Regions from separate parts of the Mus musculus genome. Here all the other regions are linked to region 3. The links are chromatin contacts, found by Hi-C or POLR2A ChIA-PET in ENCODE. All regions are on one chromosome and are shown on one strand. Each heading gives the region's core, a stretch centred on a gene start or an enhancer-like site at or near the end of the contact. The rest is flanking DNA. Distances are from core to core; before and after follow the strand shown. Region 1 holds the start of Evi5l (ecotropic viral integration site 5 like). Region 2 holds the start of Snapc2 (small nuclear RNA activating complex, polypeptide 2). Region 3 holds the start of Prr36 (proline rich 36).

What was found. Hi-C counts contacts between places; a loop is a spot of excess contacts on that map. ChIA-PET counts read pairs that join two places held with the same protein, here RNA polymerase II (POLR2A).
Region 1: a map of T-helper 1 cell shows a loop between it and region 3 (2.5-fold over the local background). The contact joins the promoter of Evi5l here to the promoter of Prr36 in region 3. A Hi-C loop is called at or near these places in 3 of 37 maps with a recorded cell type or tissue (T-helper 1 cell, T-helper 2 cell and gastrocnemius). POLR2A ChIA-PET finds 5 or more read pairs at or near these places in 2 of 5 experiments (both embryonic stem cell).
Region 2: a map of left cerebral cortex shows a loop between it and region 3 (2.1-fold over the local background). The contact joins the promoter of Snapc2 here to the promoter of Prr36 in region 3. A Hi-C loop is called at or near these places in 5 of 37 maps with a recorded cell type or tissue (T-helper 2 cell and left cerebral cortex). POLR2A ChIA-PET finds 5 or more read pairs at or near these places in 3 of 5 experiments (Patski and embryonic stem cell).

Annotation. Positions count from the first base shown.
Region 1 is chr8:4,165,102-4,169,215 of GRCm38, forward strand. It overlaps Evi5l (ecotropic viral integration site 5 like), which reads left to right and starts at 1,466. Exons shown (of 20, transcript NM_001346730.2): 1 at 1,466-1,662. All of the region lies in intron 4 of 4932443L11Rik (a long non-coding RNA gene), which reads right to left.
Region 2 is chr8:4,249,910-4,254,386 of GRCm38, forward strand. Snapc2 (small nuclear RNA activating complex, polypeptide 2) reads left to right here and starts at 3,193. Exons shown (of 5, transcript NM_133968.1): 1 at 3,193-3,395; 2 at 4,373-4,477. The coding sequence starts at 3,213. It overlaps Tgfbr3l (transforming growth factor, beta receptor III-like), which reads left to right. Exons shown (of 7, transcript NM_001195258.1): 4 at 358-472; 5 at 558-716; 6 at 940-1,012; 7 at 1,384-1,514. The coding sequence ends at 1,402.
Region 3 is chr8:4,215,811-4,219,703 of GRCm38, forward strand. It overlaps Prr36 (proline rich 36), which reads right to left and starts at 1,502. Exons shown (of 7, transcript NM_207203.2): 1 at 1,279-1,502; 2 at 1,058-1,169; 3 at 372-745; 4 at 159-261. The coding sequence starts at 738.

The DNA.
Region 1 (4,114 bases), core at 216-2,715, 51 kb before region 3:
TCTCAAACCTTAGAAATCCTGACAGTCCCTATTCTGAATAGACTCCTCTGTTTCCCCTCGTGTCCCCCCCCCCCCCCCCCGATCTTCAGCCATCATGCTGAACTTTTTTGTAGCCTTTTGTGAATCAGGCTGTACTCCACTACTCATCAGTCTCCTCCAGAGGGGAACCACTCCCCCTGCTGAACCTATGATCTCAGCTTTCCTTCTATGACACATCCTTCCTTGCCCCACCCTGTCCAAGGCCCATAACCCACACCCTGGAGTCATCCTCTTCTCAAGTCTTGTAGCTGTCAATGATGGGTCATACATGCTCTCTGCCCTCACTTACTTATTAAAAGAATCTAGGATCTGGCCAAGGTGGTGAGTGGAAGGTGAAAAGTGGGAGGATCTGGAGTTCAAAGTCACCCTCTGCTACACAGAAAATTTTGAGGTCATCCTAAGACTACAATAGACTCTGTCTCAAAAATTAAAATAAAAAAAAAATAAAAACAAAGTGGAAGGAGAAAGGGGAGGAGGAAAAAAACGAGGACAAGGGGGAGTCGGCAAAAGAACCAAGGTCCCATTCATTCATTCATTCTTCAAGCCTTTAAAGCAGCTCTCACGTGTGCGGCTCTGGACCCAAAGGAGACCTGACACCCCCTCCGCCGCTCTATACCCCATCCCCGCCCCGCCCCGCCCCGTCCCAGGAGAGATAATGGTTGGGGCAAATGAAGGATGCAATCGGCGTTTTGATGCCAGATTCACCCAGCAAGGGTAGGACCTGACCTAACCACCCGGCCACCACAGAGATGCTGGCTCTGAAGAGAGGCCTTCTGCATACGCCCGATCTAAAACCCAAGCCAGGAGCCCGGCCCTTGTCTGGTCCCGCCTATCCTTGCACCGAGACACGCCTCCTCATTAACTCCTCCATTTCATTCAGCCCATGGCCTTAAGTCCTACCGCCCAGGACGCCAACCTCATTCCCAGTCTCACGACTCCATTGGTCAAATACAAGAGCCCGCCTTCCATCAGTGTCGCTGACTGCTTAGAAGTCAGGATCTCTTTCACAGCACACCCCTCCCATCTCAACAGTTACCAGGGACGAGGTTTGAAGAGCAGATAGTAATGGACGGCTCAGAACCTCTCATGATTGGGTAGAATTCCAGCTCTGGGCGGGGCTTAGTGCTTTCAGCTAAGGGTTGCTCAAGGCCTCAGCTTTCCTTCCGAGGCACACCTCTCGCCCATCACTATTAGTAGTTTAGGTGTCGATCAATATTATTACTTATTTTGATAGGTAAAATTAGATGTCCATCACAGATTCTCTCATTTCAATTCGCTCCTCTCCTCAGAGAACCGTAGCCAGGGTCCGCCTCACGGGGTGGCTATGGATTGGTCAGGTCTTATGTCATTCTTCTACAGTGGGCGGAGCCAAAGGCCTAAGGGGGCGGTGAATTGGTTGACTGGGCTGGGGGGCGGGGGGCGGGGCAGCGGCTCCTGTCAGCGGGTGAAATGGCAGTGGCGGAGCCAGCGACGGCCGCGGTCCCCGGGGGTGGCTGATTGAAAGGGGCCGGGCCGCGGGGTTTGCGGGACCCTCGAGCAGACGTGACCGTGGGTCGGGGCATCGGACGACACAGCGCAGGGACAGCGAGGCTCGGCGCGGCGATGGAGGCGCTCTCGGCGCAGGTAGGGCGGCCCGAACCGGGCCTCTTCTCCTTGGGGGCGTCAGTGCTGCGGGGCCCCGCGGGGAAGCCAAACCAGGAGCGTGACCTGGGGTCGCCTCGCCTCCAGAATCCACGCTGGGAGCCTTGGCATTCCCAGTCCCGGACCCTGGAACTCCGGCCTCCGCCCACCCTCCTTCCCGATCCCCTCAGGATCCCTCCCAGGGCTCCTAAGACCCAGTGTCTCTTCGCGACGTCCCCCACAGGCTCAGGACCTCTGTACATCTTTCCCAAGACTCCTCTGTTAGAATCTGTCCAGGGCTTCCCCATCCCCCAGTCTGCAGACCTGCCCCCCCCCACACACACACACCATGAGCGTCTCCTTTCCAATCCACAACCACCACCACCACCACCCCGAGTCCCAGGACCCCTCCCATCTGCACATCTCTTGCCTTTACATCCCCCTAAACCTCCCACTTGGCTTCCTGTCTTCTGTGTCTGGCCTACACCCTCATCCTCTCCAAGGAGACCAAGATCAGAGCCCTATACTCTTTCTTTCTGACTCCACAGAAACCCATGCCTCACCTCTTAAACGGAAAGATTCCCAACTGAATCCAGAGACATCAGCTCAGCCTGCTCACTTGGCACCCCTCCTGCTCAAGGGCTCCAATAAAAACAAAAACAAAAAAAACATCACTTCTAGTCTTCTGAGAAGACTATACACTGTTGCTGATCTTGAGCCATCTAGATGGCATCTTCCTGAAGAAATGAACACTCAGGACTTCCCAAAAGACCAAAAGATAGTGCTGAATCCCATCCCCCATAGACACACCCTCCCCATCCATCTTTCTGATACAGAGTGGGGTCATTTAGATACCCCTAAATATACAGGAACCTAAGGGCCCAACCCAGACCCAGGCCCATGAGTGCTCTCCCCCCCCCATCTCTCTCTCTCTCTCTCTCTCTCTCTCTCACACACACACACACACACACACACACACACATGAGAACTTCTATACACCTTCTTGAGCCCAGTACCCTCAACAGACCTCCTAACTCAGACAAAAGACAGAAGATTGTGAGGTGGCAAGCTCTGTCCCCAGCACCTAGCCTGTCCCTTCCACCCCATTCTCTTTGAGTTGGGACTCCAGGGCGTGTCAGGGCCTAAGATCTACCTACCACAAATCTCTCCCCCCCCTCTCTCTTTCTTATCCTTTTTAATAGGAAGGACATTCTTTCCTACACCAGTGTCCCAAAAGGAACCAGTGCCCATCTCCAAATCAATGGCACCTCCCTATACATACCATGGGGAGTGAGATCTTCCAGCGGCTCCTGGCCCCAATCCTAAAGTCTGACCAGACTGGTAGGACCAGCATCCTTGAGCCTATGGCATCTGTTGGCCTCAGATGATATAGACAGTGCTGCCATCTAAGGTGCTCATCAAGGCCAGTTTCTGAGAGCCCTGTGAGTTCTTTTACCCACCACCAATGTTTGGTCAAAATAAAACAGCTTCCTCCTAGCATGTGGGATCTGCTCAGACTGGGTCAGACCTGCCAAAAGCAAGCACCTCTTTAAGGAATATTTTCAGAAGGGTTAAAATGTGAAGAAGACAGGGGGGGTGTGTGTGAAAGGATGAGTGCTCTGATTGACAACCCCCTCTGCTTGACACCCCCACTCCCATATACACCACTCCCAGCCAATCTGTCATTAAGCCAGACTCCCCACATCCCTCACTCTTCATGGTTGTATTGTATTGGTTCTCCCTACCAATTCTGCCCCACAGCTCCCATCCTAGGGTCCCACCTGTGGGTTCCCTCTGGATTCCTGCGGTTGACTGTGGTGGTTTGGAAGGGATCACAGGTAGCTTGGCCCCGGCACAAGACAGAGAGGAAAGAAGAGATTGCAGAACTGGCTGTAGTTGTAGAACTAGGGAGTGTAAAGGAGAATCCAGAACAAACCAGCTCCTAACAAGCATTTGGTTATGCCTGGAAAGACCCAGATAAAAAGCCTAGGTTTCCTTGTAGAATATTTACAAACAAATTCTGAACAGATTTGAATAAAAAAAAAAAACTCATCTTGGCTTAGAACTTCAACTTCTCCATCTGGAAAATGGGGGTTGGGGGAAAAAGCCCTTAGAATAGTAGTATTCTGCTGCAGTCAAGCCAGTTAGATTAGGGTGTGGCCTAATGTGTTTCCTGGGAGCAGTGAGGTTTAGCAGAACAGTGGGGTTTAGCAGAACAGACCCCACACACACCTAGCAAAGTTGGTATTGTCACTGGCCCTGATGATCCCTGTCTTCAGTGGATAGTAGCCATATCTGAAGGACTTAGCCATCTTGCAGGAAGCTGGCTTAAATCAGGGCTGAAAGAATGAAGAAAAAAGATGATCTGTTGTGGGACTTGTAGTCATGCAGGCATCTTCTGGAAGGACTGAGGACATGGGGAACTAACTACTGGCAGCCCTCCTGATGGACACAA
Region 2 (4,477 bases), core at 1,943-4,442, 36 kb after region 3:
AAGGATTCCCGGTAAGTAGACTAGAAATGTACAGCCTGTGCTCTAAGATCCTTGGGTGGGATCTGGAGTCCTTTTAGGGCTGGAAGGCTGGATTCAAGAAAACACTGCGATCTATCTAAACTTCTGCACATTTGATTTGCAGGCCTCACTTGAGACCTAGAGGTTGACATATGGGGTGTTCTAGGGCTGAAACCGTTTTTAGGTTTAGGTTTATGGTTATGGTTACGCCCAGGAGTCCCGTGGTAACCTCCTAGCTCTAGTGGAAAGCTGGAAGCTTAAGCCCATCATAGGAGCCCTGGGAGACCAGACCCAGAACCACCAAGGCACTGAAGTCTGGTTTCTTCCCTTGCAACCCAGTGTCTGCCTCAGGATGAGGCATGTGCGGGCAGCAGCTTGAGCCTTGGTACCGACAGCCCCCACCTGCACATGCTGACACAGCCCATCGTGGTCACAATACCTCGTCCGTCCCCTAGTAAGCTCACAAACGGCCCTGGGACCGGGATGGGAAGGACAGCTTGGTCCAAGGCCTAGTCTCAGCCTTGCGCGTGTCCCCATAGGGCCATCCAAGAGTCTCCCAGGCAGGTCGGTACACCCGGAGCCACCCGCTCCAGCCCCTGCAGCACTGGAGCCTGCACCGGTGGTGGCATTGGTGTTGGCGGCCTTCGTGCTGGGTGCTGCGCTGGCCGCTGGGCTTGGTCTCGTCTGCGCACACTCAGGTACTGACTTCTGCTCCGCCAGAACCCCACACCTATTTCCACACGTTCAGACAGTCTAGTAGTCTACCTGCCCCACCCCCAACCCCGTGAGCCCATATCCCTGAACCTGCCTCCAGGATCTGGCCCTTAGGGCTGGTACACTTGTAGCAGCTCCCACCAGGGGGCGCGCTTAATCTGGCGCAGGGCACAGGCAACTCCTATTCTAGCTAGCTTCTTCTTTCAGCACCCCCACCCCCAGGCCCGCCTCCTAGAGCTTCTCTCAGCGGCCCCCAGCTCCAGAGACCCCCAGTAGGCAGGTAAGTACTGGGTGTGAAGGTCTGAAGCAAGAGCTATGAGAAGGGCATGGTGGTAAGGATCGTTCTTAGAGTTTACTCATGGGACTCCAAGTACTTTGTGCATTCATTTAATCTTCTTTTGAACAACATTCAGATAGATAGAAGAAGAATGCTTTTATGAGGCTAAGTAACTTGTCAAAGGTGGAGCTGCAAATGGAATTTGGGAGATGGGGTCCCGAGCAGTGAAGAACGGGGTCTTTAGGACTTGAACAGATATGTAAGAGGGATTTATACAGTTTTAGTTTCACACACCCCAATACATAGATTGGTGAAGGAAGCCAAAGCTTGTTGGGAGAATGTGACCTGAGCCTCTGTCACCCCCTCTCCCCCAGAGATGGCACCACCCAGTGAGGTCCTGAGATCCACTCAGCCGTGGTTTACCGTTCAGAAGGCCTCCTGCGTGTCTTCTCTCCCCTCTCCCTGTCCTCACTCCCCTGTTCAAAATAAATTGGTGACCTGCTAACTTCTGGTGGAGTCAATATGCTCCCAAACATGGGCAGGGGTGGAGTGCACGAGGGGAGGCTCCAGGCTGTACCTTGGGTCCAGATGTGGGGAGATTTGTGGCTTGGAAAGACTTAGAATGGAGGGGTGGGACTCCAACCCCCATGAACACATACAGCCAGGGAGAGACATGGGCCATTTGCCTGAAACAGAAAAGCACACACAACCCAGCCGGCTTACGTTTAAATAGAGTCTTCCTTTCCTCCCTCCTTCGTTCTCTCCCAAGTTGGACCTTCTTTGTTCTTTACTTCCATGTCCCTCAACCAACCTCCTCAAACTCGAGTCTCATCCTTGTGTTAAGCAAATGTAATGGCTATTCCTGGTTGCCAACTTGACTATATCTGGAATGAACTACAATCCAGAATTAAAGGGCTCACCTGTGATCCAGATCTTGAGGCTGGAAGACACAAGTTTCTGACCTGGATTTTAGCATGGAGATCTTGAGGCATAGTGGCCATGAAAAGCAAAGGCCCACGTAAGGTAGTACACACCTTTAATCCCAGGAGACGAAGGCAAGGGGATCTCTGAGTTCAAGGTCAGCTGGGGACAAAGCAGGTCCCAGATCCAGGCTTGGTGGTACACACCTTTAATCTGGGCCACACCTTCTGCTGGAGACCTACATAAGGACATTGGAGGAAGGAAGACTCACTCTTCTTCACCTGCTTGCACTTAATTGCCAGCACATCTGTTGGAGCCTACTTCTACAGAAGACTAGCTGAAACAACTAGCCTCGTGGGGACTGAGTCACTTCTAGATTCTTGGACTTCCATTCACAGCTGCCCATTGTTGGGTTAGTCAGGCTGCAGACTGTAAGTCATCACAATAAATTCCCTCAATAGAGAGACATTCTGTGACTCTAGAGAACCCTGACTAATACAGCAATAAAGGAACTTCCGGGTTTAATCCACCAACGAGGAAACAGGCTTGGCAATACTATATCCCCTCAGAAGTGTCTAGGGCTGTCTGCCCCCATAACCCAGACTTATTTTTCTTGCAAGGCAGGTTTTCATTGGAGCCCAGGCTAGCCTGTAAACTCAGCGGCCTTCCTGTCTCAGCCTCCCAAATGCTGGGAATAGTGGCAAGCTTGGGTTGATCTGTTTCGATTTATGCCTTTTGCCCTTATGTATGTGTATGTAAACCATATGGGTGTACACTGCAGTTGGTTGTGAGCCACCATGTCTGTGTTAGAAATGAGCATTAAAGGTTGGTGAAGGAAGATTGGTTGGTGAAGAAGTGTGGAGGAGCGTGCCTTTAAACGGAGCATTCAGGAGGACGAGTTTGTGAGTTTGAGGCCAGCTTGGTCTACATATCGAGATCCAGGCCAGCCAAGATGACATAGAGCGACACTGCCTCACAAATGGCAAGCCCACGTTTTTGAGGGCATCTGCCCACTTCTCTATGAAAAGCAAAGCACACAGTATGGACTTCATGACGTAGTTCGGAAATATAGGGTCTAAAGTTTTTTGCTGCAGCTCACGAGTGACATAAAACGCAGATAAAACACTAATCCCTCTGCCCGCCTCAGTCTCTGTAGCAACACCCGGCAGCAGACAAACGCGAGCCACGCCCCCGGTCTGCTAACTTCCGCGAAGTGCTCTTGCAGACCGCCTCAGCCTCCGTAGCCCCGCCCACTAGGGAAAGAGCCCCGCAGTGTCCCGCTATGAAGCCACCGCAGAGACGGCGGAGGGTCCCAGCACGCTACGTAGGTGAAGCTACGGGCCCCACCGCTTGGAGCCCCCGCGAGATGCGGCATCTACTGAGACTACTTCAGGCTCGGCGGGGCCAGCCGGAGCCAGACGCCGCGGAGCTGGCCCAGGAGCTGCGAGGCCGCAGCGAGGCCGAGGTGAAGCCCTGGTGCTGGGGGCGGGGCCGGGGCCGGGGAGCGGGACGGCCGTGCTAAGGTGGAGCTGGCCGGGTGGGTGGACCGTCGCGGATCTCAGCGGCGCGCGGGATTTGCGTGCAAGATGGAGTTCAGGGCGGGGGTGTGGGTGGAATTTGAGGAGGGGGTCATGGAGGTGACCAAGGAATACTGACTGATCAGGGGCGGGTGACAGTGAGGTTTAGAGTGAGGCTAAACTCTGGTAAAGCTGCGGCGCAGTGGGTGGGAGGAGTTCGGGGGCGGGGCTGCGATGGCGTGCTGCCCGACTGCGGGTCTGTGAGTGAATATGGCAAGTGGAGCATGAAGAGGTGGTATGTGAGTGGGAAAGCCTGGGAGTGGGGCGTTACGACTGGGTGGAGTGAGTCTGTGGGTAAGGCTGTGGAGAGTTGTGAGGCTGTAGAGTGTGGGCGGGAAACGTCGGCGTGCTAAGCGTAGGGGAGTGGAGGTGAGTGGAAGAGAGGGTGGGGCGTGGATTAAGGCAGAGTTGGTAGCCCGGTGTGTGACATACACCTCTAATCCTAGCACCTGGGATCCTTTCATTGGTGGACCTCTTTGAGTTCAAGGCCAGCCCAACCTACATAGTTCCAGGACAGCAAATGCTGTCTTAAAAAAAAATATCAGCAATAACAACAAAAAAAGTTAATTTGAGTACAACCAAAGTGAGAATCTACAAAATGGAGTGGAGTGGAAGTGAACAGATTAGTTCTCATTATAAGAGCAAACAATGGCTCCAGGAAGGAACAAGAATAGGCCTAGCTTTTACATCTTCATTAGGTAGCTTGGTCACACACTGGGGCCTTGGCTCAAGTCCCAGCAGTTCTGGGAATGCACAACGCTGGACTAGTCCAGGAGAGGGAGCAGTAGCAGGGCCTGAGAACAGCAAGGTGGTAGACTTTGGTCTTGCCTCTGTTTCTGAGCTCACAGCCTGTCTTCCTCCCCAGATCTGTCGCTTTATCCAGCAGCTCAAGGGCCGGGTGGTTCGAGAGGCCATTCAGAAGATGCAGCCAGGTGGCAGAGAGGGGCCAAGGCATCAAGGAACACCGCTC
Region 3 (3,893 bases), core at 252-2,751:
TAGGTGCTGAAGTTTCAAACTCAGGACCTCATATTTGTGCAGCAAGCACTTTAGCACACCAAGCTACCTTTCCAGCCCATTCATGTCTAAGATCAAAAGGTTCCAAATTGCTAACCCTTGCTTGGGGAATTAGGGAGTTGGGGGAATTAACTTATTACCTGGCAATCCCACTGCTGGCACGCCCGGGGCTAGAAATAGAGCCCTGGCCAGGGGTCTTCATAGGGGCCCTCTCTCCTTTCCCAGAAGCTGGGGGCCTGTTGGCTTCAGGGAGAAGACAAAAATCAGTGGTACTTCTGAAAAAGAGGAGTATCTAAGAAGGAAGAGAGAAGGTAAGCAGAGTGCAGATGGAGGTCACAAATAAAGCTGAGTACCTGGGCTACGAGGACCTGCCCCAGCACTGCGCGCTGGTGCCCCGTGAATAGTGGTCTGTGGAAGAGCTGCTTTGCTGGTCTGTGGAAGAGCTGCTTTGCTGGTCTGTGGAAGAGCGGCTTTGCTGGTCTGTGGAAGAGCGGCTTTGCTGGTCTGTGGAAGAGCGGCTTTGCAGACGCCTGGGGCTCGCTCCACCAGGGACCTTCGCCCCATAGCTCCGTTTGCTTCCAAGACTCGAAGGGCAGCAGTGGTCACAGGGGGAGGAGGTCGAGCGGACCCAGAAGGAGGCCTAGGGGTCAGAAGGCCAGGGGGTCGTGAAGACGGCATTCGCGGGGCAGTTCCTGATTTGACGCTATCCCTCTTGTCCATACCGCACCTAATGAGGAAGACAGGAGGCTTGGTATCCCAGGTCCTGAACCAATCACTACAAACCATCCTGAAGCCTCCCTGTGCTTCCTTCTAGCATCGCCACCCATGGGTGCCTAAACCTCAGCCTAAAGAGCCTCGATTTGTTTTTCTTCTAAGCACCCACACCCGCTCACCAACCTGGCCGCTTTCAAGTCCTACGGCTACCTCCATCCCCAAGGCTAAGACGCCCTGTTCAGTCCCCACCCTCCGACCCCCGACCCCGCCTCTGCCCTATTACAAGAACAACATCCACTCCCCTACCCCCTCGCCTCTTGAAAACCTAAATGACCAATCCGGCAAACAGGGAAATGCCTCCGGCTTCCAGATTCAGGGGCCTCAGTGTGCACGCCGATGGGGCTTCGCCAGCGTCCTTCCTCAGGTTCCACAGGCACCTGCACAGAGAAAAAGAGTGGCCTTGTTGCCCGCGAACGGGCTCTGGGAGACAAAGAGCTGACCCCTCCCCCAGTCTGGTCCCCTATGCCAACGATCCGCCCGATCCACCTGCTCACAGCACGCGTTCACCTCCGCCTCTGGGCACCAGCCGCTCCACACAGGGTCGCTTGGGGTGGGGCTGGGCCGGAGAGCAGTAGCGGGGAGCAGCGAAAAGGCAAGGGGAGGGGGCTTCAAGCGACAGAGCCTAGGGAGCTTGGCCACGGCCCCGCCCCCCAGCTTCGGGTGGGGAGAGTAGAGGATGCGCGCACTCGCTCTCGGTCCAGAGCCGAGAGCGTGCCGAGAGGGCTAAGAAAAGAGGCGCGCCTCCGAGGGAGGTGCGGGTGCTGCCTCCCTGTAATACCCCAGAAGAGGCCGATTTCAATGGTCGTGTCTAGCAACCACAGAACTCGAGAGGCTCAGTGGGGGAATCCTTGAAGACCCTCACAGTCCTCTACTCAAGCTCTTGCACCTGCTCCGACACCCCCCTTCTCTAGCACTTGGAGACAGACACTCTCCTAGACAAGGGATAGGCTGGGCCTTGGCAACCAGTAGGGCGGGATCATTGTGCCTCTGGCCCACCAACCAATCCAGCCATTTTGTGTGCCCTGGTCCTCTTTTCCTGCACTTGATGACTATGGAGGCTAGATAGTCCTGCGACACCTGTGCCAGGTCACCTATTTTGTAACTTTGACTTTTCTCACAGCCCTTACCTGATACGGTTGGTGGGAGAATGAGAACCCTGGGAGTTACTTTGTATTACATTTTATTTGGTGTGTGTGTGTGTGTGTGTGTGTGTGTGTGTGTGTGTGTGTGTCCTTGTGCACATGTCACTGCATACTGGTAAAAGTCAAAGAACAACTTGTAGGGCTCAGTTCACTCCTACAACCAGTGGGTCCTGGAGATAGAATCCAGGTGATCAGACTTGGCCGTAAGTGTCTTTACCCACTGAGCTATCTCACCAGGCCCCAAACTCTTGGACTTAGAGGATGCACAGCAGATCCCAGAGTTGAGAGGAGAGAGGAAGAATAGCGGGATGAAAGAAAGGGAGAGAAATAGGAAACACGATGGTGGCTCTGCCTTCTGTGGGGCAGAGCATCTCAACTTTGCTGGCCCACAGGCAGTCAAGTCCTCAGAAACTTCCTGGCAGAGCTGAATTTGTGGAGTATCAAAAAACACGATTACAGAGGGAAAGAGAACTCTCTAAAATGTGTATGAAGAAACTGAGAGCACTCTGAGTATCTCAACCCAGTTGAACAACTAAAAGCTGTCACTTTAGTTTAGTTTGCCAGCTCATGGATCCAGTGGGGCAGGTGTGCCTTATAAGGCATCTTACCCATAGAGGATGTTAAACCAAGACCCTGGTCTGTAAGGGATCTCTGAAGTATATGGGCTCATTGAGTTGGCATTTTGGGCTGTACAGCCAATACTCTAGAGATACAGGCAGAAGGCTCCTGAGTTCCGGGTCCGCCTGGGCTACTTAAGGTTTATTGACTCATCACAGTGCTAACTAGATAAAAGAAATGAGTCCAGGAACATCTTCAAAAGTTTCAGAAGGAGGGCTAGCAAGCAGCTGGAATGAGGTCTGCTGGACCTAGAATTAAGAGCATTTTCAGGGCTGGCCATGTAGCTCAGTTGGCAGAGTATTTCTGTGGCATACAAAAAGTCCTGGTCTCTATCCTCAGCAACACATAAACCTGGAATGGTGGTGTGCAGCTATCATTCCAGCACTTGGTGGGTGGAGACCAATTGAAAATCAATTTCAACATCATCTTTGGCTGAGAGATAATTGGAGACCAGCCTGGGCCTGTCTCAAAAACAAAACAAAACAAAACAAAAAGCAAAACAAACAAAAAACCAAAACAAAACAAAGAACAACAGCCGGAGTAGTGGCTACACACCTTTAATCTTAGCATTCAGGAGGCAGAGGTAGGCAGATCTCTGTGAGTTTGAGTCCAGCCTGATCTACACAGTGAATTCCAGGACAGTCAGAACTATATAGTAAGGTCCTGTCTTAAAAAACAAAACAAAACAAAACAAAACAAAACAAAACAAAACAAAACAAAATGGCAGAATAGTAAGGGATAATAAAAGTAGATAAGGGCTCGAGAGATGGCTCGGCACATAAGGACTCTTGTAACCAAGCCTAAGATCCTAAGTTTGATCCCCGAGGGCCCATATGGTAGAAGAACAACTTCTTCTTTTTTTTTTTTTTTTTTTTGGTTTTTCAAGACAGGGTTTCTCTGTGTAGCCCTGGCTGTCCTGGAACTCACTTTTGTAGACCAGGCTGGCCTGGAACTCAGAAATCTGCCTGCTCTGCCTCCTGAGTGCTGGGATTAAAGGCGTGCGCCACCACGTCCGGCTTGAAGAACAACTTCTACAAGTTGTTCTCTGACACACACACACACACACACACACACACACACACACACACACACACACACACGGCAAATAGTCTTGGTATTTTCTAACTCAGTTGGCTGAGACATGAGGATCACAAGTTTGAGGCCAGCCTACCAAGAAAAGCAGGAGAAGGAGGAGGAGGATGGGAAAGGAAACAGAAGAATAAAGCAGACAGCGTTTTGGGATAAGGGTGTAGTTATGTAAGGAGCAGTACTTGATGCATCTGGAATGGCAGGGGTGGTAATCAGAAATGTTGTGCTTGGGGGGGGCTGTGGGGGGGTGAG